Linked DNA regions of Mus musculus: regions 2 and 3 are each linked to region 1. A link is a loop called in an ENCODE intact Hi-C map of the cell type or tissue named here. Cell type or tissue: left cerebral cortex. All regions are shown on one strand. Links, peaks and the distances in the headings refer to the core of each region. The heading gives the core; the rest is flanking DNA.

Region 1 (7,768 bases), core at 1,403-6,402:
ACCTTGATCTGTGGATCTCTTTCGCTGGACCCCAGAGCTGTGATTTTGAACTTGGATCTACCCCTTTCAAGTGGGCCTACTGAACACTTACCTTGTGCCAGACACTCAGCAAATCCTAGCTTCACCTTGCCCTCACAGCTACCACAGATAATGCTGCCTTGTACGTGAGGAAACTAAGACACGGCTTCCAGTGTGCCTTGGGGAGAGAAGTGTTTGGTTCTCCAGTAGTCTTTTGTGAAGTTGACAGTGTTAGACATCCCACCTACGACGTGCTGGGAACCATGATGTGCCCTGTTTTGCCCAAGCTACCTGCCCACTTGTTTCATTCAAGTTTTGTGAATGCCTCTGGCCATTTCCTTACTACTGGCTCTATTTCCTGACTACGCCCCTTGAATGGACCCCTCCCTGACTGCTGGGCCCACACTGCCACCCAGTGGCGATCCTTCCTAAGACCTCACTAGCCAACTAGAGAATAGAGAATTCTTCCCAGTGCACTCAGGCACTTCATGAATTACTGTTGCTGCAGGACACTCCTGCCCCGTTCCCAGAATAATGATGGATCACAAGAATGCACAGCAATCTAGATAGCCTCGGTATATGGCTTCTATCCTTTCATCATGAGCAGGTTGCCTTTCATCAAAAGGCAGATGTGGTGGGGAGGAGGGAGTTCCCTCCATCAGCACTTTACTGCATCGTCTATTTGCTCACCATAAGCTACTTCAAAGGCCTCAGTCCCTGTTCCTTTGAACACCCAACTATTACTGTTACTGTTACTATTACGAAGGGCTAAGTGCCAGAGTCTGCTGTCATGAACCCAACTTGCCCAAACCCAGCATACTATGTTCTGAATCTCTACAACAGTGTGAAGGGGACATGATTCCAGATGGTTGCTACAGCATAAGCATTGAGAGGAAACTACATGTTCTGATTTTTCTGGGTCAAATGAACAGCTGGAAAAACCTCTGTTTATAATTGGTATGGGAACTATGTGTGTTTGTATAATCACAGACATTTACATTTATAATTTGATGATGATGATGATATGTGTGTGTATGCATGAGTGTGCACACAGGCATGCATGGCACAGTGTGAGTGTGAATGCAGAGGTTAGAGGGTGACTTTATAGAGTCTATTCTTTCCTTCTTTGCATAGATCCTAAGGGTTGAACCTAGATAGGTTCCTGGGCTTATGTAGGACATGAGCATTTGCTCACTGAGCCATCTCTCCAGCCTGGAAGGGCATTTTTTTAAATGGGACTACTTACTTTTTATACTTCAGTATGGTTTGAACACTTGCAACAAGCAAATTTGACCTCTTTGAATATATATTTTTTAAACTACACGCAGTGTATGGTGGCTCACACCTATAATTATAACACTGGAGAGGTTGAGGCAGGAAGGTCAGGCGTTGAAGGCTATCCTTGTCTACTCAGTGAGTTTGAGGTTAGCCTGGGCTTAAATAATCTGTGTTGCCCAGGGACAGGTCCATACAGCATTGTTCTTGATTCCTGTTGTAACTTAAAGGAAAACTCACATAATGTCTGGAGCCGTTGATGTCCTACAGGTAAAGGAAGAGGATAGTCCCAAATTCCTTGCCACGGGAACCCACTTAGATGGCACCAACCTTGACTTTCACATGGAGCAGCACATCTACAGAAGGAAAAGTGACAGTCTCTGCATCATAAATCTGAGGAGGACCTGGGAGAGGCTGGTGCTTGCAGCTCAGGCTATGGTTGCTATCAAGAACCTCGTGATGACAGCGTCATCTCCTCTAGGAACACCGGCCAGTGAGCCAGCTGGAAGTTTGCTGCTGTCACAGGCACCCTCCCACTGCTGGATGCTTCATGCCTGAGACCTTCATTATTAACCAGATCCAAGCAAGCTTCAAGGTGTCAAGGCTTCTAGTGGTGACTGATCCCAGGGCTGACCATCAGCCCCTCAGAGAGGCCTCTCAAGTCAACCTGACCACCGTGGCTCTGTGTGACAGACTCTCCTCGGCACCACGTGGACGTTGTTGCTATCCCATGCAACAACAAGGGAGCTCATTCAGTGGGTGGGTCTGATGTGGTGGATGCTGGCCTGGGAAGTTCTTCACATCTATGCTGTTATCTCTCAGGAGCGCCTGTGGAATTTACACCAGATCACCACTTCTACAGAGACCCAGAGGAGGTTGAGAAAGAGGACCAGGCAGCTGCCAAGAAAGCTGTGATCAAGGAGGAATTCCAGAGTGAATGGACTGCCCCAGCTCCTGAGTTTATTGCTGTTCAGCCTGAGGTGGCCGACTGGTCCTAGGGTGCACAGGTACCCTCTGTGCCCACCCAGCAGTTCCCCACAGAAGACTGGAGTGTGCAGCCAGCCACTGAGGACTGGCCATTGGCTCCCACAGGGCAGGCCACTGAGTGGGTTGGAGCCAACACTGCGTGGTTCTGAGCTGCTCTGCAGAACACCGGAGCAAAGAGGGAAAGAGGCAGAAGGAAAATAAAGTTCCTAAAAGCTGGTAAATCAATCGATTAATTAAACAAAGTTAGAAACACAATTATAAAATTTTAGAGTAATTAAAATATAAGCTCATTTTAAATTTTATTTTATTTTATCTTTAATTATGTGTATGTGTTTGTGTGTGGGTGGCCAGAGGTGTAGGCTCCCTTAGAGCTGACATCACAGGTGGTTGTAACCCACCTGATGTGGGTAGTGGGAATGGAACTTGGATCCTCTGGTAAAAACAATATGTGCTCTTAACAGCTGAGCCATGTATGTATGTATGTATGTATGTATGTATGTATGTATGTATGTATGTATATATCGGGGCACATACAATCCAGCCCCAGCCTCTACTCTCAGTTACCTAACTTTCCGTTCCTTGTGGAGTCATGCTCAGAGAGAATGAGACCTTACTGAGCCTTGGGTTCACTAGCTTTAAGCTGGTTGCAGCGCCTGCCCCGGCCTCCTGGAAACAACACTTCCAGATTGTATGCCTTCCTTCAATCTCTTAGATCCTGGGTCTGATTAATAGGTGGGACTATGATCCCACCTGACCCTAGATACAGCTAGGCATAAGTGTGTGTGAATACATGTGCCTGTATGTATCTGTCTGTGTATGTGACTATCCGTGTGTCTCTTGTGTGCACTGTGTGAGTGCATGTATGAGCGTATGCTTGCACATGTGGATTAGTAGAGCCAAGAAAGAAACTCCATGGGAGGAGGTCATTCCTTGACCTCCAACCTTAAGCCCAACCATGAGGTTGCACTCTGGGATTGAGATGAGGGGCAGTTCTCTTTTATTAGTTGCTGATGTCAAGCAGGTCACATGACTCACCTCTCTGGGCTTGTTTTTCTTCTGTGTTTTCAGTGTGTGTCTAAAGGGATGGTGATATCTTCCTTCCTCTGTCTCAGTGAGGTGTTCAGGTAGAGCATTTCTTGGTCTGCAGGAAGTGCTTCCTAGTGACCATCTGAGGCTCTTATCTAGTGATCTCTGCTTCACTGATTGTTGCTAGCTTGAAGGTTGCCTGGAGAAGACAGTTACCAATTTCTAAGGAGACAAGCTACCCATGAATAATTGCAGTGCTCTTCCCGAGTGGTTATCAGGAACCTGGATGCAGTTGTACAAATAGAAGGGCACCAATTTTCTGTTGGCCACTGACAGTTGCAGAGTGCAGCCCAGGCATCTTTGTGTGTGTTGTGGTGGAAGGCCGGACACAGCCTCCTTTGGGTGGGACAGAGGTCCGGGTGGCTGCAGTTCTGAATATAGTCTGTAGATGGCAGCAGAGACCTGCTCAGAGGGCTTGCCTGTGGCGCCGCCTGCTCTGTAGACTTGTGGGAAAGTTGGCTCAAAATATCTATGATAGGCTAAAAGGTGAAGGTCTAAGTGCAGAAGGGAAAAATTTAAAGCGAATAGAGGAATTGGATGGAAGAAATGGATTTTAATGTTAAGGCTGATTGATTGAGCCGGGCGTGGTGGCGCACGCCTTTAATCCCAGCACTTGGGAGGCAGAGGCAGGCGGATTTCTAAATTCAAGGCCAGCCTGGCCTACAGAGTGAGTTCCAGGACAGCCAGGGCTACACAGAGAAACCCTGTCTCAAAAAACCAAAAAACAACAAAAACAAAACAAAAGATTGATTGGTTTTTCGAGACAGAGTTTCTCTGGCTGTCCTGGAACTCTCTTTGCAGACCAGGCTGGTTCGAACTCACTGAGGTCCGTCTTTTTCTGCTTTCAGAGCGCTGGGATTAAAGGCATAGGCCACTATGCCCAGCTAATTTTATTTTTTAAAAACATAGCCTCACGATGTAACCTAGGTTAGCCTCACAATCCTCCCGCCTAAGCCTTCCTCGCGCTGCAATTACAGGTGTTCATCACCATGGCCAGAACTTGAACTTTTATTAGTTGAGATTCTTAGAACCTAAAGCTCAAATCACGAGGTGAAAAGTTGATGCAGCTGACCAAATGGGAAATCGAGATTTCTGATTCAAGAGCGTCCCAAGTGTGTTCAACTTACGGCTACGGGCTGTAAGTGGTCCAGGGAAGTATGAATGTGGCCCAATACATTTATTTGGAATGACAAGTGAATTGCAAAGTCAAAAGGTTAGTCAGGAAGTGCATAGAAAGGAAAGCTAGCCAGTTGTTAGACAGATGCCCTAAACCAGGAAATGAGTGGCGGGTTAGACAACAACATGCCAATTCCCAGGGCACGCTGACTAAACATTCAAAAAGTTGAATTCTGAAACACTTAGCTACCTGGAAATTTTGGGAGTCTAAAACGCCCCCTGGCAGCTAGCAAAAAGAACACTTCACTCAAGAGCCCGCAAGAGAAACAAAATGTCTTGCGCTGTAACTTTTCTAGATCACAGATAAAATCCGAGGAGGCTGGTACAACAGTTGAAGGAGCTCCTAGCGGTGTCCCAGGGCGCTGCGAAAGTTACAGTGAACTTGACGAGGCCACGCCCCATTTTGTCTCGACTCAGAGGCGGAGTCTGCCAGGGGCTCTGCCCTGGCCTGCCCAACCCGGACTAGCCTGGCCCTTTAAGGTTGACCTAGCGGGGCCCCAAGTCTGAATGACGCGACGAGAAGCGGGGGTGGGGGGTCACGTGGGACGCGGGCGGCGAGACTCTGGGTCCAGGGCTCCGGTCCTCAGCGGACTCCAGGGATCACTATCTCTTGCCCACTCTCGCCTGCACCATGATTTTCGTGTAGTGCTTTGCCACCAAGTGCGCCTTCGCCTGGTCCGCCTTTCTTGGGTCTCTGTATGGCTGGTTCTCAAGACCTTGTTGCTATACAGCGCCGGACTCCTTCCTAATTTGACACGTGCCTGGGCTGAGGGATCACCTCCCCCTGCTGTACGTAAGTACTCTCAGGCAGTTTCCAGCTTGTCTTGGGCCAGGAGCCCAGTCAATCTAGTTCTGGAGAAACCAAAGCTGGGGTGTGTCCAAAAAGTCCCGGTGGGGAGTGACTCTTTCCCTTTCCTTCAGGTGCCTCTGGACGCGCCAGGCTGGGGCTACCTCCGAGCGCCCCGTGGGGGCCATGGATGGCGAGACAGCAGGGGAGAAGGGGAGTCTTGTGCCCCCGCCAGGTGCGCTCGGCGGGTCCGCCTTGGGTGGTGCTCCGGCCCCAGGTGTGCGACGGGAACCCAAGAAGTACGCGGTGACTGATGACTACCAGTTGTCCAAGCAAGTGCTGGGTCTGGGTGTGAACGGCAAGGTACTGGAGTGCTACCATCGGCGCTCTGGCCAGAAGTGTGCCCTGAAGGTTAGTGACCCATCTCTCTGAGGGCTAGGGTGACATGGAGGGTCCAACAGCAGAAACCTGTGGATGTATCTGTGTCCGGGGTCTCTATTAAACATCTACACATGGCATCTTGTTTTATTTTCAAACTCTTCCTCTAGCGTCAGACTCGTGGTCCTCTTAGCCTCACATACACGGAAACAGGCTGACCTACCTAAACTGAGGGTGTGTCCCAAAGAGCGAGGGGAGGAGTCAATGTGAGTAGAGCTGTTGTACCCGGAAGGCAGGAGGGTGTGGCTGTGCGCTCTGGTTCTGGCTTGGGCTTTGTGTTTAGGCCCAAAGGATGCTCTTAAATTCTTAGTTATCCCCTGCAGGTAGCTCCTTCTATGGGGATGCGGCTAAGTTTTCCTTAGGCTCAGTGCAGGGTTGTCCTCCTCATGGCCCCTGCCCGCTGAGGTGGGACCATGAGCCTCTTAGGGTGTTTTTTGACTACTGGGCCCCTTGAGTTGAGTTGGTGGCCTCTTGTGGAAAGGGGCAAGCTTTGCTCATAAGCTGACCCACCCTGGACAGACGATGGAGAACCACTTATCACATCATATTCAAGGTTCCCTAGAGGTATGGCACAGTGATGTGGGTGGGGTGGGGGAGTGGCTTGGAGTAGTTGATCTCACTACTAGAATCTGGTTCGGGCACGTGGCGCCAGCCCAAGAACCCCTACTCCTACCTGTGTCCTCACCCCACCCCCATCGCAGAACTCCAGAATTCCTTGCATTTTTGTCACTGGAACCAGACTCTTTGGAGGTAGTGCCACTGGCGCCTGCGTGGTGGAGAATTGAGTGACTCCTGGAAGTTAGTGAAGTCCTTTTTTACAGGAGCCAGGCTACAGAGTCCTATAGCTGTGGCCGTAATCTCTACCTTGTGGGCGGGCCAGCCTTGTGATCTTGGGCGATCCCCAATTTTGTTCAGGGAGAGAACGGGAGTTGATGTGAACTCAAAGTGAGATAATGCGTGCCGAGTACTTGATACGGACCTGGAATAGGCCTAGAGTGGCCTCAGCACTTGCTTCAGGCATGGGACTCACAGGAATTTGACTGAGGACCTGGGCCCTGTGCTTTGTCTTTCCCTGGTGTGTCAGGCTGAAACAGGGGAGGTGGCCTCCTGAACAGGACCCTATAGGGGATCATGAAGGTGAGTCAAGGGCAGGGTAAGGACTGACCTGAGGGCCAGGCCTAGGTTCTGTATTCATTAACCCAGCAGTAGAATAGAGCTTTGGGGGCCCAGGCAGGGTTTTTTTCTGAGTCCTTCAGTGAGAAGGTGGCTTTTCTAATGGCAGATAGGTATGAGCAGATGAAAAATGAGCCTTTATCGTCTCCCTGATCTCCAGTCATCCTTCTGCTTGAACTAAGAGGCAGCCTGGGAGAGGGTGAGTGGGTGCCTGAGGCCAGAGAACCTCTTCTGAGGTTTGAGGCTTTGACCCTGACCCTCTGGGGTTCAGATACTGTGAGCAAGGAGGGGTGGGTGAGAACCCGTAGTCTGTAGCCCAGGCCTTTCCAGTTTTGAGCAGGGCTGGGCCTACACCTTCTACATAGATGAAGTGTCTAATGACTGGAGGAGCTAGTGACACCTCCCCCTTAGATGAAGTGTCTAATGACTGGGGGAGCCAGTGACTGCAGCAGCTTCCACTCTGGCTCCTCCTACTTTAAAGGCCCCACCTTCTTCCCCCGTCCTGGTCTGGGAACAATGGCAGTTCTGAAATAGTTTCATCTCTGTACCTCTTAAGAGTATGGGTCAGCAAGGCTAGAAGACTCTAGGATCTGGCCCTAAATTGAGCCTCAAGGGAGACAGAGATTAGATGTGGCTCTCACTCTTAATTCTTTCAGATCTTGGCTCCTACCTTCCAGAAGGGGCCAGCTCAACCTCTGGCTGTGTGTATGTATTCTTTTAGTGGCTTGGCCTTGGGGAAGGAACTGACTGACACCTTCTCATTTAACATTTTCTGTCCTTTGCCCAGGAGAGCAAGGATGGATGGGAGGGATCAACACAGTGACAGAC
Region 2 (7,768 bases), core at 1,298-6,297, 390 kb after region 1:
ACTTGATGGGCACAGGCCGCCATTCCTCATCCTCTCTCTCCTCACATGCATCTAGTGAAGCAGGAAACATGATGATGATGGGTGACAACTCTATGGGTGAAGCTCCTGAAGACCTCTACCACCACATGCAGGTACCTGAGCTATGCAAGAATGAGCAGGGTACCACGGCTAGAGGACTCGCCTTTCTGGAGTCTCCATAGCTAGCAAGGCTGCCTTCTTTCTCTAAACCACCCCAAGTCTTAGTTCCCATGCCGCATTTTTCAGACCTATCTCCTCTTATGAATTGCATGGCCAAGATCTTCTGCCAAATTAGTGTCCTATTTGGCAATCCTGATAGCTAAGCCCTCCTTTCTTCTCCATGTACAGCACAATAGAGCCAACGCAACTGTCTTGCTCCATGTGGATGGTGTGGATTGTCCTTAGCGCACACCATCAGTGCAGCCTCCAGCCTGGTCCGCAGTAAAGGATCTGTCACTTGGCCTGGGTCTTCTAGGACATGAGTGCATGAGCCAGCTCTCTCTGTCTCTGCCAGGGTTACAGCACTGAGCTCTCAGACGTACTCATCTCTATTCCTTTGCAGCTTGCATATCACAACCCCAGGTACCAGGGCTCAGTCACCAACGTCTCTGTTCTGTCCTCGTCCCAGGCAAGCCCTTCTTCCTCCAGCCTGAGTTCTACACATTCAGCTCCGTCCCAGATGATCACCTCTGCCCCTTCCAGCACCCGAGGTAAGGATGGCAGGATGCTGCTTGCTGAAGGAGAACACAAAGCTTTGTGAACTCTATTTCTCTTCCTTTCATCTGGCTTTGTGTCTTTGAGAGTGGCCTTGTTGTCGCCAAAGGACACTGAATTCCTTTTGTAGATTCATAAAGAAGGTCTTTTTTTAAAGATTTACTTATGTATTATATATAAGTACACTGTAGCTGTCTTCAGACACACCAGAAGAGGGCACTGGATCCCATTACGGATGGTTGTGAGCCACCATGTGGTTGCTGGGATTTGAACTCAGGACCTCTGGAAGAGCAGTCAGTGCTCTTAACCAATGAGCCATCTCTCCAGCCTGATAAAGAAGTTTTTGAAGTTAGAGAAAAATAACAAGGCAGGCAAGCTGGAATTCTCACCAGCAGCCTGGAGGAGAGATGTGGAAGAAGGAAAGAGAGAGTTAAACTTTTCTGAGTTAGAAGTCAAAAAAGCAGGTAGGTTCAGCAATATAAATCTACAAGAAGCTACAAGGAGTGAAAATCTTTGGGAAAGATGGGAACGGAACGGACATTCCCAGAGTGTCGGGATAAGGTTTAGAATTGGGTAGATGTCGAGGAAAGTGAAATGAAGAGAGGAGAGAGGGAGGTTTTTAGTTGAATGAAAAGTAACAAGGGTGTATTAGAAGACAAGAGACTGCGCAGCTGATGCCTTTGTGATTTGGGGAGGGGATTTTTGTTTGGGGTTTTTGTTGTTGTTTTGAGATAAATTCTCACTATGTAGTCCCTACCTGGTGTGGAACTCAATGTATAGACCAGGACTACTGGAAATTACAGAAATCCACCTGCCTCTGCCTCCCAAATGCTGGGGTTCAGGAAGTGCCACCATGCTTGTCCTCCTTGTACAGTTTTTATTGATGGGTACAAAATCTCCTTCCTAAGGGGAGGCCATAGACAAGGCCTTGAGTGTACAAGCAGTTCTCCACCTTTCATACCCACTAAGGAGGGAAAAAAATCTAAGTTTGGATTAGCCTGTGGCTAGCTCAGAGTTGTTCTGGGTAGTCTAAATTTAGGGCACACCTAAAGGTTAAAAACAACCTGCATTTACTATTGTCAGTTTTACCTTCTAGATTTCTTAGCTTCTAGATTTCTTAGGCCAGTAATAAATAAACAATAGCATATATTACTGTCAGTTTTCCTTTTGGCTTTGTTTGGGGCCAGTTTGGAGCCCTTGTTACTGAATTAGGTCTAACCTTAGATACAGCCAGCTTGTGGACCATCATCACTCACTAAAGGGCCATGAAGGCTAGCACCTGGAAATGTTTCCAGTCGTGTGTAAAATCTGTCTCCTTTTTTTTTTAAAGATTTATTAATTAATTATATGTAAGTATACTGTAGCTGTCTTCAGACACCCTAGAAGAGGGCATCAGATCTCATTACAGATGGTTGTGAGCCATCATGTGGTTGCTGGGATTTGAACTCATGACCTTCAGAAGAGCAGTCGGCACTCTTAACCCCTGAGCCATCTCTCCAGCCCCCTGTCTCCTTTTAATCGCCTTTAATTCCATGTCTACCGGAGTATTTACTTATCACTGATCGTATTTGTCACAAGGACTCAGGCATTGATATTTATATACCTTAAATAATGCCTGAAAAGTGATGCCTGCTTAGGGACTGTTCATTTTCTCTCTCTGTCTCTCTGTCTCTCTCTCTGTGTCTCTCTCTCTGTCTCTCTCTCTGTCTCTCTGTCTCTCTCTCTCTGTGTGTCTCTGTCTCTGTCTCTGTCTCTGTCTCTGTCTCTCTCTCTCTCTCTCTCTCTCTCTCTCTCTCTCTCTGCCTACCAGCCCCACCTTCGGGTTAGAAATGCTTGTATTTTCAGCACCCAGGCTTGCAGGATTGGGTCACCTCTCCCTAGCTGACTTTAGATCCTGCGCTGGCAGTTTTTTCTGCCATGCTTCCACTTGGTAGCCAGAATTGGGTTTCTGTGTCAGTAAAGGGACAGGACCCAGGAGAAAACCCAGTTCTTTCCCACTGAGATGCTTGCCATGCAAAGTGGTCTGATCTGTCAACCAGTCACTGGCTATTGATTTCAGACTTCAGAAGGATGAGTTCTTTTTCTTCTAATTATTTTGTATACAAAGAAAGACAGTATAAACATATAACATTAAGGAAGGGCTCTTTCAATGTATACAAACCTGTGAGACCCTCAGCAGACAAAATGGAAAGAGCTGATGTAGTATGTCCTGGTGGAAAGGTGCAGTGACCAGCCTGGAAAACCTTGACAAAGTGAGGAGAAGTGGGTAAGGTTACAGCAGAGCAGTCACAGGCTAATTTAATCACCTTTGGCTGTGCTCTGCTCAGATGGTTGTGAGCCATCATGTGGTTGCTGGGATTTGAACTCATGACCTTCAGAAGAGCAGTTCAGGGAGGAGGTGAATGCTGAATTGGGGCTACATGTCTTGACACTCACCAGTCCTCTAATGATGGAGGTACTCTTGGCAAACAAGGCAGTGAGTGGTCTGCTCATTCATTAATGTCTTCTTGTCACTGGTAAGTGAAGGAAAAAGCTTCCTTAAATCAGGTCTAGAGTGCAATCCTCCTCCTCACTCCTACATCATAAGATCATTGTCCTTCCTTGACACCCATTGACACCCTGTGCTATGGTTCCTGTAACTGTGGAAATCTGTAAGACCAGAGGCCTGCAAAGTACAGTCTTATTCTTGTAAGTCCGTGGCTCCCCCTGGTGATCAAAAGGCAGAATAAGCCAGTGAAATAGATGTGTAATCCAGTGGACTAGGACCCAACTTGCCTAAGGGTTTTTGGAGTGCACCTGAAGCAATTCAAAAGTCCTATGAATGGACAAGCCCTTATGGTATTTAAATGTCTTAACATTAACATCACCCTTGTCCCACCAAGGGATGGCTGCCTAGGGCAGAGACAAGTGAGTCAGCTGAATTGAAGAAAATTAATGTACAGTCATCCTTTGTTCTGTCACAAGAGGGGCACCACAGTTGGGAGGTAAGTCCTCAGCAGAGCTCCTAGACCTTCGGGAGGATGTTGCTCCATCACAGCCCCAGCGTGGATCAAGGCGTAGATGCACAGTTGGCATCATGAGCCGTGTTTTGACTGAGCTGATGTCAAAGTGATGTTTATTTTTTGACCTTTTTGGATAGTCACATTCAGAGATGTCCAAAGAGCTCAGTCTCTCAGCTGGGAAGGCAGGAGAAAAAAACAGTGGGGTTTGGAGCTTCCCCACCCCCCTTTTTTCTTTTCTTTAAACATCTATCTTCTTGAGATTATTAAAAACAAGATGAAAATCAGTAAAGCCACAAAACAAGAAGTTTAATTTCTTTAAATAACCATACTTTATACATTCCCTTATCAGTGTAGGCCATTGTAAAAGATAAGTCCTAAAGCCTGCCTAGAGGTTCTCTCAGGACTGCAACAGAAAAAGTAACAAAAATAACTGAAAAAGGATACTTGCTGGTATTTACACAGACTTTTTGGACTACAATGGACAGGAGGATTTTTCAAGGACTCATGCAGTGAGCTGGCTGAAGACCTGGGTTTGCTTTGCTTGGATATTGTTACAGTGCTGGCACCACAGGCTCAGGAAAGGCCAGGTGATGGTGGGTTTCAGGGACTCAGAGCCTGCCTAGGATCTGCAAAGACACCTGTCCGCTGAAGCCAGTGGGCTAGTCTCCACTACCCAGCTTCTCAGAGCTGAATCAGCCAGAAGCATTGGGGTCCAGATGACTTTGCCATGAAGGGACTGGTGGGTAGTCTGTTGTCTGATTCAATAAAGTATGTATTTGCAGAACTGTTCATATTACCCCATCACAGGAAAGCTAGCACATTATCTTACTGCTTCTATAGAAAGTTTTCTTAAGAACCACAGATGAGAAGATCCTCAGTGCTCTACCTCAGCTAGAGTCACTGCAGTGTCTTCATAGAAAAGGTCATGAAGCTGGGTAGTGGTAGTACACATCCTTGATCCCAGCACTTGGGAGGCAGACACAGGCAGATCTCAAGTTTGAGGCCAGCCTGGTGTACAGATCGAGTTCCAGGACAGCCAGATCTGTTAACAGAGAAACTGTCTGGAGAAAACCAACAACACAAAAAGAGCCTAGTATAAGTCCCTTAACTTCTTGATTAGTTCCATGCTTATCAAGGGAAGTAGGCAAGGGTCAAACCCGCCTATGTGCAGGGGCCTGCACTTCCAGCTAGACTGGCTTTAAGAACTGCAATAGGCAGAGCTCCAACAGATAGGCAGAACCAAGGTTCTGGGAGCCTACCATCTGGAAGGGATATGCCTAAAAGGAAGCCAGCAGAAAATAGAATCACTGGTGTTTGAAGAAGGTAAGTGTGTGTCAAGTCAGAACATTGTGATTGTTATTTCAAGTGTCTCTTGTCCTTGTTTTATGGCTCTGTCACAAGCTGGCCTTGGCTCCCACCCGGAACCTCTAGAAGATGCTAGTGTCCAGACCACACCTCTGCCCTTAGAGCACAAGGTTCAGAAACCCCAGGAACTCTGCGCCAGGCTTCAGCTCTCCTTACCCTTTCCCTCTGGGTATGATGGTAGCCTCTGTCAGCCAAGATATCAAGGACAGCTTCACCATCCAGCACTAAGTACGCTTCACTCCTCTCGTGCTCTGCTGAGTTAGTTCATTCCTTACTGTGAGGGACACCTACCCTGGTCCTAAGGATGCGTGGCCACTGAGCCTTCCATCTGTGGTTTGTCATCTGTTCGTGATTGTTCTCACTTGGTTACAGGCTCTCCCTCTCTGCCAGATAAGTACCGACATGCCCGGGAAATGATGTTGCTGTTGCCTACACATCGGGACCGCCCAAGCAGTGCCATGTATCCAGCAGCCATCCTAGAGAATGGACAGGTAGCAGACCTAGCCTGACTGACTGTCCTCTGCTACAAGTGTGTTGGCTTGGGCTCCTTCATTGCATTTGCTAAACCTTTGCACAGTCTTGCATGCCTCCCTCATTCTTCTGTAAGAAGGCTGTTGGATTGCGACTCCTGTTTTGAGGAGGACAGTGAATCTGAGGGCCAGAAATCAAGGCAGTGCAGGTATGAGGCAACAGAGTTGAGGCTAGACTTGCTTGGGTATCTATCCAAACCTCTGGCCAGCTTTCTGGACTACTCATTCCCCATTGCTCTGGCATAAGAGGTTGGCTTTTATAACATCTTGAGAAAGCTGTAGTAAGCAATGGTATGAAGATGTCTTTGTGACTTGCTAAGGTTGCCCCTAAAACTTAGTTCTGTAGACACCCTGCTTGGACCAGCAAGTAACACTTGACCCTGTGCAGTTTACCCCTGCCTTTCTCTTCCAAGCCCATAACTGCCCTAGGCCTAAAGTGCCAGGAGTTTCTCAGTGGCACCTCTCTGCCAGCAGAAGTCAGATCTGATGGGAGGAGCCGCTCAGCAGAGCAATGGTACCTGCCAGACTCCAGGTTTGGCTGCTGCTTTCTCTCCCCTTAGTGCTAACCTGGATCTGGGTGGGGCTCTCCAAGAGTTAAGACCTATCAGTGCTCGGGAGGCAGACAGGGAATTTAAACCTTTCTGTCAGTGGTCTCTCTGGCAAACAGAAAGATGTGATAGTAAAATAATGGAAGGCACCTATGTCCTGCACAAGACAACCTGGGTGATGTCTCAAGTATCCATGGAAATGCTCGGATCCAAATATACCTGGACTGTTGCAACAGACTTCCTAGGGCTGGTGTGGAGCTCTTGGCACATCTCAGCATGAGCCCTCTTACTGCTTTGATATCCTCATGTGAGCTTAGGCCGTCCTGCCTCCTGCCTCCCACAATGTAGCTGGCTGTTTTCACACTCTGATATTTTTCTCCTTCCCTCAGCCACCAAACTTCCAGCGGGCCCTGTTCCAGCAAGTAGTTGGAGCCTGTAAACCCTGCAGTGACCCCAATCTGTCTATGGCTGAAAAAGGTACTTTCCCCACTCTAGGAACTCTCTCTTGTGTGTCCCATCTTGAGTGTCTGACTCTTGTTCCTGAGTTACAAACTGTCCAGTCCTGAGCCACAACCCAATGCCTTGGTCTGTCTACCTAGACATAGTGCTAACCAGTTCCTTGGTCCACTGTTTAGACCACACCTGGCATGGATCCTGTTTGTCTATCTGTATATCTCCCTCTCTCCAGGGCCACCCTCATAGAGGCCCAACTGCCATCTGCCTTGAGGTATTCATTGTAACTCAGGCTGCTGTGGGCATCACTCCCCACGTTCTTCCTGCTGGCTTCTAGAATTTAGTACCTAATGCTCCCTTTGGGGCATCAGAAACTCCTTGGAGCTCAGAACGGACTGTGGCCAATGAAATCCCCAAAAGAATGGAAAAGATATACTACAGTGAATTTCCCAAAAGTAAGTTCCCACATGGAAAGCTCTGAGTGCTTCAGTCAAGTCCAGTCATTCCTTAGCCACTCCGGCCAGTGACTACTGGGTCCATCTGTGCAACACCATGCAATTGAGAAACTCTCCCTAAAACTGCAGCTTTTCAGATGCTGACATGTTACCTTGTGCTCCTCAGGCTGACATAAGAACCAGCATCTAACCTCTATGACCTTGAGCTGAAGCCCCAGACACCTGAATTTGTTTTAGTACAGCAATACCTAAATAGGGACCAGGCTGAGCTTGTCTGCCAACTAGAACCTAGCCCCATAGTTCTCTCCTCTCCTCCATCTGTTGTGCTCGGTGCATATTCACTTCCTAGCAGTCTAGTGTGTTGTCCCTTAGCCCCCTCAGACCCTGTCCCTTCATCCTGTTGTCATTGCACCTGCTCACCAAGTGCTGTCTGCTGTCCCTGCTGCCATTGCTTCCTCTCAATTATCATAGAAGACAAAGTGTGTCCTTTTTAAGGGGTCAAACACTAGGTCCAAATCCTTGGTTCCTAGTGAGCATTAGTGCCTGATGATCAGCCACAAAGAGCCTACTGAAGATGCCTTCCTAACCTCAAGGCCACACATCCCAAGGAAGTGGCTTCTTGGATTTCTGCACTAATGACCTAAAAACAATGGGCCTTTTTGGCCTAGGAGGCCAGAACCCAC
Region 3 (7,768 bases), core at 1,298-6,297, 400 kb after region 1:
GAACCAGAAGTAGTTGGCTAGGTGCCCCGAGATGGCCAGGGCCAAGTCAAGGTCAAGGACCCTGGCGGAGCATCAGCCTCTTGTAGCTTTAATTTCCATGGTAGTCTCTCATCGGAACTCTAACTCTGCAGCTGAGCATATATCAAGTGCCTCGGGCCTGGGACAGCTAGATCTGGGCAGACTAACAAACCGAAGCCTTGGCAAAGAGAGGTTTTCAAGGTGACCTAACAGTTGTCTGGAACTGGAGAGTTGGTTATGAATGTGTGCTGCTCTTGTGGAGGACCTGAGTTCAATTCCAGCATCCACAGCACCCTGCACTGCAGCTCCAGGGAACCTGATGCCTTCTGGCCTCTGACACATGCTCTCATGCATGCAGATTTTTTTCAAGGCTTTCATTTTGTTTTGTTTTGGTTTTTGCTGCAGTGCTACTACATTGGAGCCACAGATGATGCTGCCACCAAGATCATCAATGAGGTGTCGAAGCCCCTGGCCCACCATATCCCTGTGGAAAAGATCTGTGAGAAGCTGAAGAAGAAAGACAGCCAGATCTGTGAACTAAAATACGGTGAGTGTGACTCGGACCCTGTGCCTTCTACCATCTCTGCATACCCTTTCTGGACTTAACTTTCTAGCCAGAAGAGTCATCAAAAGCGGGTTTGTAGCATAAAGGATGATTCTCTGTGCTGCAGGGAACAGACTTGCGCATCGAACATAGGTGGAGGTCAAAGGGTGACTTAACATACTTTGAAGGATGAGGGTTGACCCAGAGGCCATCTGATAGAGCAGTGCAGATAGAGATTATAGATAGTGGTGGAGTACGTAGAGGTCAAGTTGGACAGAGCCTTGGGGGGAAATTTGGCTTTTAGTCTAAAAACTTGGGAGCTTTAGAAGTTTTTGAGCAGAGAAGTGATGTGGTGGGAACTTGAGTTCAACAGTCATGGCTCTAAACCCCAGGCGTGACAGTTACAGCATCACCATGGCAGAGCCCATCTGGTTGCACAGAATCCTAGTCTCGAGAAGAGCTAGGCCTCTCCTATAAAGTTTAAACGATGCCAGTGTTTACTGCACTAATGTTCGGGAATTTTGTACTTGTGTGAATTTGATTTGGTATCCTGGTTGGTTCTGGTGTCGGTTTGTTTGGGTCACGTGGGTTATGGAGTAAGTGTCTGACTCTGGTGCCTCTTGGGGAGGCTAGGGGTGTGTCTGCTCTGCTCAGCCTGGAGCTGTCCTTTGTGCTGGCATGTAGGAAGCCCTCGGGGAACTGGAGCTATGTTCCTTCTCTAAACCACATAGGCTGTCTGCACTGTGTGTCTTATGGTGGCTACTGACAGCCTGAGGTGGCCTTCCTGGTGAAGACTGTCATCTCAATCTTGGGCGCAGTGTGCATTTGTCTTCCCGGCCGCACGTAGGGCTGGACATCCTAAGGATGGTTTGACGTGCAGCACAGTTGGGCCTGCAGCCTCTCCTGCCCAGCCATTTACTCTCCTGCTCTCCCTGCAGACAAGCAGATTGACCTGAGCACAGTGGACCTGAAGAAGCTCCGGGTGAAAGAGCTGAAGAAGATCCTGGACGACTGGGGGGAGATGTGCAAAGGCTGTGCAGAAAAGTCTGACTATATCCGGAAGATAAATGAACTGATGCCTAAATACGCCCCCAAGGCAGCCAGCGCACGGACTGATCTGTAGTCTGCCCAATTCCTGCTGCACCTGAAGGGGAAAAAGCAGTTTATCTGTCTCTTCCCCAAATAACCATTTTGTAATTTATTTTTTAAGCGGGCTCCTGACAATGAGATGTGAACCTAGAGCTTTCCTAGTGATGCTGGCTCTGCAGTTCCCTCTTGCCCATCCCCGAGTGGGGACAATTTCCCCATCCCCAAGTGGGGACAATTTACTTCCTTCTTTGCTGGTTTACTCTAGGACTTCAAAGTTTGTCTGGGATTTTTTTATTAAAAAAAATTGTCTTTGGAGAGTTGAGCTGGCACAGTATTCTGTCCTATAGATTACTGGTTTATCTTTCCAGTCTGAAAAGATCCCTCAGCCTGCCAGTGCTGAGGGCCTGAAACTCCCATAACAGGACTTAAGAGCTTGGGCAGCCAATGTCTTGTGGGTTTGGGCTTCTGGGTGTCTGATACTTCAGCCTGGTGAGGTTAGACTTGACCCCTGACCCCCACCCCCATCCAGTCCAGTAGCAGGGGCTGAAGGTTCTTGAGCTGCTGTTAAGTCTAAAGGACATTTACATTTGGCTCAGCCTATGCAGAAGGAGAACTGTGAGCTGAGTACAGGTGGTCAGACCATAGCGTATCTTTACCCCGCCTGGTACTTAAACTATTCATTCATCGGGGTTCCAGTCTAGCATCAGAACAAGGACCCTTGCTTACCTATATTTTTGGCAAAGTTGGCAGGAATCGGTTTACAAAGAAGCAGTGTGAGCTGGTTGTAGTGGAAGGCCTGAGGGAGTTGTGTGCACTGTGGTTTTCAGTTGCTCCCTTTGCTGGCACTTGTGAACTGTGCCTCAGTGGGGAAACTTTGCTCCTGCTGCCTCCAGAGATAATGAGAAAGGAGCAACTGCTAAGAAGTTATGTTTTCCAAAAGGCTCGTCTTAGCTATCTTCTTGTGTGGTCCCCAAATTCACTTTGCATTCGCAGGGCCTTACATGAAGCCCTCTGCTGTTTCTTCCAAGTTCCTCCTGCACTTTCTCCTCCTGCTGGTTGCTTTCTGCTTATGGGAGGAGGGAAGAGCTGGGTGCGTTCTTCGACATCCTACAGATGCATCAATGATCCAGCAACCGTCTGTGGAGAGCATAAGCCCTAGGGGCCTTTGAGTACTCTTGCCGGTACTTCACCTCATCTCCTGGATGTGGTCAGAACACTGGCCAGCAGTCTGTCAACTTGGCAAGAAGTGATAATGGCATTACCTGCTCTTTACCCTTGGCTCAGCAGCCCCACCTTCCCAGCCTCCTGTCCGCCCAGACACCTACAGCAGAAATTTGGACCCAGTGGCACCAAGATGCCTGTCTGTAGGTTGCAAACGCATTCTAGTTTCTGTACCTGGACCCCGGGGAGGTCTCACCTGTGTCTATCAGGACAGTGCCTGAAGAATTCGAATGCATAAGATGCCTGGATGTGGGTCCTAGGCAGGGTGTAGGCATCCTTGTGTGTCTATTTTCAAGGGGGCCAACTCTGGTCCTAATCAGAAAACTCCATGGAAGGAAATAGAGTTTCTTCAATCTAGTGGCAGGTTGGAGTGGGACGCGCAACACTTGGCTTCGGGCCAAGCGGCCACACCTGCTCCGGTGGGCGTGGCCCCGAGGCGGAAAAAGATAGGCGGACCCGGAGTAGCAAGCAAGCCCTGGAGCACAAAGCGAAAGCGCAGCCGCGGCCTGCCGAGCTCGAGAGGGAATCTGCGCGCGACCCAGGAGCCGGGTGCCTGGGCTCCGGCAGCCACGCGGCGGCGCCAAAGCTCGCAAGACAGGCCGCTTCCTCTGGTTGCCAAGATGTCACGTGGTGCGGGGCCACGGAGCTCCGTGATAGGCAGCGAGCGAAACTCTCGGCCCGCCCACCGCGGTCACGTGTCGCGGCCGGCGCAGCTTGATAACGCAGCGCCGGGCCCCTCGGCGCCGCTCCCGCCCCGCCCCGCCGCCGCCGCCGCGCCGAGTCCTTTTGTCCAAGATGGCGGCGCCGGGGGCGCTGCCTCCTGGGCCGCCGCCGCCGCCGCTCTGAGGGACCCGCGGGCCGCCCGCCCGCCCGCCGAACCGGCGCGATGAAGCGGCAGAGCGAGCGAGACTCCAGCCCGAGCGGGCGTGGCTCGTCATCGTCCGCCAAGCGGCCGCGGGAGCGCGAACGAGAGGCAGAGGCGGGCGGGCGGCGGGCAGCGCACAAGGCCTCCGGCGGTACCAAGCACCCGGTCCCGGCGCGGGCTCGCGACAAGCCCCGCGGCAGCGGCGGAGGCGGCGGGCATCGCGACGGGCGCGCTGCCGGGGATGCGAATCACCGGGCGAGCGGCGGGCGCTCCTCGGGCGCGCCCGGAGGCGGGGGACGCACCGGCAAGGCCTCCGGGGACCCGGGTGCTGGCGGCGCGTCGCCCCGCGCATCTCCACTCCCGCCGCCCCCGCCGCCCCCCGGGGCGGAACCCGCGGGTCCGGGCTCCACCGCGGCTCCGGAGTACAAGACGCTCCTCATCAGCAGCCTGAGCCCCGCGCTGCCGGCCGAGCACTTGGAGGACCGGCTCTTCCACCAGTTCAAGCGGTTCGGGGAGATCAGCCTGCGCCTGTCACACACCCCGGAGCTGGGCCGCGTGGCCTACGTGAACTTCCGGCACCCACAGGACGCGCGGGAGGCTCGCCAGCACGCCTTGGCCCGGCAGCTGCTGCTCTACGATCGCCCGCTCAAGGTGGAGCCGGTGTACCTGCGCGGCGGCGGGAGCAGCCGGCGCAGTAGCAGCAGCAGCGCCGCCGCCTCCACGCCGCCCCCCGGGCCTCCCGCGCCCGCCGACCCCCTGGGCTATCTGCCCCTGCACGGTGGCTACCAGTACAAGCAGCGCTCGCTGTCTCCGGTAGCCGCCCCGCCCCTGCGGGAGCCCCGCGCGCGGCACGCCGCCGCAGCCTTCGCCCTGGATGCTGCTGCCGCGGCGGCCGTGGGACTGTCTCGAGAGCGAGCCCTGGACTATTACGGGCTGTACGACGACCGCGGCCGCCCGTACGGCTACCAGGCCGTGTGCGAGGAGGACCTGATGCCGGAGGATGATCAGAGAGCCACTCGAAACCTCTTCATCGGCAACCTGGACCACAGTGTTTCTGAGGTGGAGCTTCGACGGGCCTTCGAGAAGTACGGCATCATCGAGGAGGTGGTCATCAAGAGGCCTGCCCGCGGCCAGGGTGGTGCCTATGCCTTCCTCAAGTTTCAGAATCTGGACATGGCACACAGGGCGAAGGTGGCTATGTCTGGCCGGGTGATTGGCAGAAACCCCATAAAGATAGGCTACGGCAAGGCTAACCCCACCACCCGCCTCTGGGTGGGTGGTCTCGGACCTAACACCTCGCTGGCGGCCCTGGCCAGGGAATTCGATCGCTTCGGGAGCATTCGGACCATCGATCACGTCAAAGGAGACAGCTTTGCCTACATCCAGTACGAGAGCCTGGACGCAGCCCAGGCTGCCTGTGCTAAAATGAGGGGCTTCCCCTTGGGTGGTCCAGATCGCAGGCTCCGGGTGGATTTTGCCAAAGCCGAGGAGACTCGCTATCCCCAGCAGTACCAGCCCTCACCTCTCCCTGTGCACTATGAGCTGCTCACTGACGGATATACCCGGCATCGGAACTTGGATGCTGACCTTAGGGTGCGGGATAGGACCCCTCCACACCTTCTGTATTCAGACCGAGACCGGACCTTTTTGGAAGGGGACTGGACCAGCCTCAGTAAAAGTTCAGACCGCAGAAACAGCCTGGAGGGCTATAGCCGCTCAGTTCGCAGCCGGAGTGGTGAGCGCTGGGGGGGTGATGGGGACCGGAGCATAGCCAAGCCCTGGGAAGAGAGACGCAAGCGGAGGAGCCTCTCCAGTGACCGTGGGAGGACAACTCACTCCCCTTACGAGGAACGCAGCAGGACCAAGGGTGGGGGGCAGCAGTCTGAGCGAGGCTCAGATCGCACCCCTGAGCGTAGCCGCAAGGAGAACCACTCCAGTGAAGGGACCAAGGAGTCAGGCAGCAACTCCCTCAGCAACAGCAGACATGGTGCTGAGGAGAGGAGCCACCATCACCACCACCATGAGGCTCCAGACTCTTCCCATGGGAAAAAGACTAGAGAGAGTGAACGCAATCATCGGACCACTGAGGCAGAGCCCAAGACTCTTGAAGAGCCAAAACACGAGACCAAAAAGCTAAAGACTCTGTCAGAATATGCCCAGACACTGCAGCTGGGTTGGAATGGGCTTCTGGTGTTGAAAAACAGCTGCTTTCCGACATCTATGCACATCCTTGAGGGGGACCAGGGAGTTATCAGTGGCCTCCTCAAAGACCATCCTTCTGGCAGCAAGCTGACCCAGCTAAAGATTGCCCAGCGCCTTCGACTGGATCAGCCCAAGCTGGACGAGGTCACCCGGCGAATCAAGCAGGGGAGCCCTAATGGCTATGCTGTGCTCCTGGCCATCCAGTCAACCCCCAGCGGGCCTGGCGCCGAGGGCATGCCCGTGGTGGAGCCAGGCCTACAGAGGCGGCTTCTCAGGAACCTAGTCTCCTACTTGAAACAGAAGCAGGCTGCAGGGGTGATCAGCTTGCCGGTGGGTGGGTCTAAGGGCAGAGACAACACAGGCATGCTCTATGCCTTCCCGCCCTGCGACTTTTCACAGCAGTACCTCCAGTCAGCGCTGCGGACATTGGGCAAGTTAGAGGAAGAACACATGGTGATAGTTATAGTAAGGGACACCGCCTAGCCCGCACCTGTGCTTTCCAGCTGTGTTTGTGTCACAGAAGCAGTTATTTTAAAGATCTGCTCCTTCTCCACCTACCTTCTCCCTTGGTTTGAATTCTCTGCTGGGTTTTTGTGGTTCATTTGGTGGCATCCTGTCTACTGCTAAAACTAAGTTCTTAGATTTGGGGGGAATTTTTGTTTTTTTATAAGAAGAAACTTATGTTTCCCGTGTATGAGATTCTGTCTGCTGTATTCTGTATTTTTTTATATTTTATTTTATTTTTTTGACTAACTGTATGGAAAATTGTCAGTAAAGCCTTTGTCAGAGGATGAATTTTTAATCCCGCCAGAGTCCTGGTTTAATCAGGTTTTTTCGTAAAGAATGGAAGGCTTCACTCAGAGCATGCCGTATGTCATGTTTTTGTCACCACTGCTTCTAAAAGTTGTGCTGTGCTGGTCCTGCGCAGCTCTTTGTGCTATCGGGGCCCAGCTCACACTTGTCAAACTTAGCTGCTGGCCAGCAGGCTTACAAGGCATGGTCCCTGTTTATACTAGCCGAAAGCTGAGCCCGTTCAGAGGAAAGGCCTGGGCCTAAGACCTGTGCCAACAGCTACAGGTAGTTTTGTTGTTTTTCCCTGCCCTAAGTGTGTGCTTTAGTTTGGGCGATGGCTGTTGGACAGAGCACCCAATTATAAAAGCCTGTTTAATGGAGGGTAGTTTTCAGTTGTGTAGTCTTGCATTTGGGGGGAGGAACAGTGCAATATTGATGCAAACGGCCGTGGGCATGACGTGCCCAGGCTCCCCCTGGTTCCGTCTTTTAGTCTTACTGTGTAGTTTAGGGTCTCCCCTATCAGTCATCTGCCTGACTGCCAGGGGTCTTGGAGGTAAGATGTTGGCAGGCAGGGTAAGCGGCAGCCAGACTTGTTAACTCTTCAATGTGCTTCCTTCGCTCTCAGGGCTATGTCAGAGCAGCCTGTGCTGCAGTCAAACTTCAAGCTTTGTGGCAAACAGACCCCCCAACTACACTGCTCAGTCTGCAAGGGTGTCAGTGCCAGGAAGATGCCCTTGATGAGTGACATAGTGTTCCGTGTTGTGACCCAGACCTGAGGTAAGAAAATAGAGAAAAGTCACAGTTGTGATGGACTAGAGCCCAAATCCACATCAGCTTTGGTATGAAGGAACCAGACTGATAAGTCCTATGTCTGGGATGGGAAAGTGACTAGGCCCTGCCTTTGTGGTCTCTCAAGTAGAAAGCCAGATCAGGCAACAACGGTTGTCACCACAGATCACAGTCAGGCTCACAATGTGACGGCTTGGTAGTCCAAACCAGTCAGGCTGAGGAGAATGGAACCCTGGTTAGAGGTTCTA

Evidence for each region. A loop is a pair of places that touch in the nucleus more often than their neighbours do. Peaks named below come from ENCODE experiments on the same cell type or tissue, not always from the same donor. Only the 100,000 strongest peaks of a DNase experiment are listed, where the experiment ranks them.
Region 2: a loop joins it to region 1, with 9 times the contacts of the local background. A loop is called at or near these places in 30 of 42 quality-filtered maps.
Region 3: it touches region 1 in a loop (4-fold over the local background); 11 of 42 quality-filtered maps call a loop at or near these places.

Annotation. Positions count from the first base shown.
Region 1 is chr9:107,287,092-107,294,859 of GRCm38, reverse strand. Mapkapk3 (mitogen-activated protein kinase-activated protein kinase 3) reads left to right here and starts at 4,983. Exons shown (of 11, transcript NM_178907.3): 1 at 4,983-5,335; 2 at 5,464-5,740. The coding sequence starts at 5,516. It also overlaps the pseudogene Gm17040. In left cerebral cortex, for the core only: CTCF peaks have their summits at 3,745 (motif pointing right) and 4,877; DNase peaks (open chromatin) are centred at 3,753, 4,967 and 5,318; H3K4me3 peaks cover 1,034 bases.
Region 2 is chr9:106,899,593-106,907,360 of GRCm38, reverse strand. It overlaps Dock3 (dedicator of cyto-kinesis 3), which reads left to right. Exons shown (of 53, transcript NM_153413.2): 48 at 1-131; 49 at 581-728; 50 at 5,472-5,590; 51 at 6,567-6,654. Among named protein-coding and RNA genes, the nearest start is that of Manf, 12 kb to the right of the region's middle. In left cerebral cortex, for the core only: a CTCF peak has its summit at 3,446 (motif pointing left); DNase peaks (open chromatin) are centred at 3,430, 4,989 and 5,468; H3K27ac peaks cover 1,619 bases.
Region 3 is chr9:106,882,958-106,890,725 of GRCm38, reverse strand. It overlaps Rbm15b (RNA binding motif protein 15B), which reads left to right and starts at 3,651. Exons shown (of 1, transcript NM_175402.5): 1 at 3,651-7,768. The coding sequence starts at 3,759. The coding sequence ends at 6,422. Manf (mesencephalic astrocyte-derived neurotrophic factor) reads left to right here. Exons shown (of 4, transcript NM_029103.4): 3 at 424-565; 4 at 1,501-1,973. The coding sequence ends at 1,685. In left cerebral cortex, for the core only: CTCF peaks have their summits at 2,682 and 3,438; DNase peaks (open chromatin) are centred at 4,492, 4,907, 5,594, 6,179 and 2 more places; H3K4me3 peaks cover 3,340 bases; H3K27ac peaks cover 2,543 bases.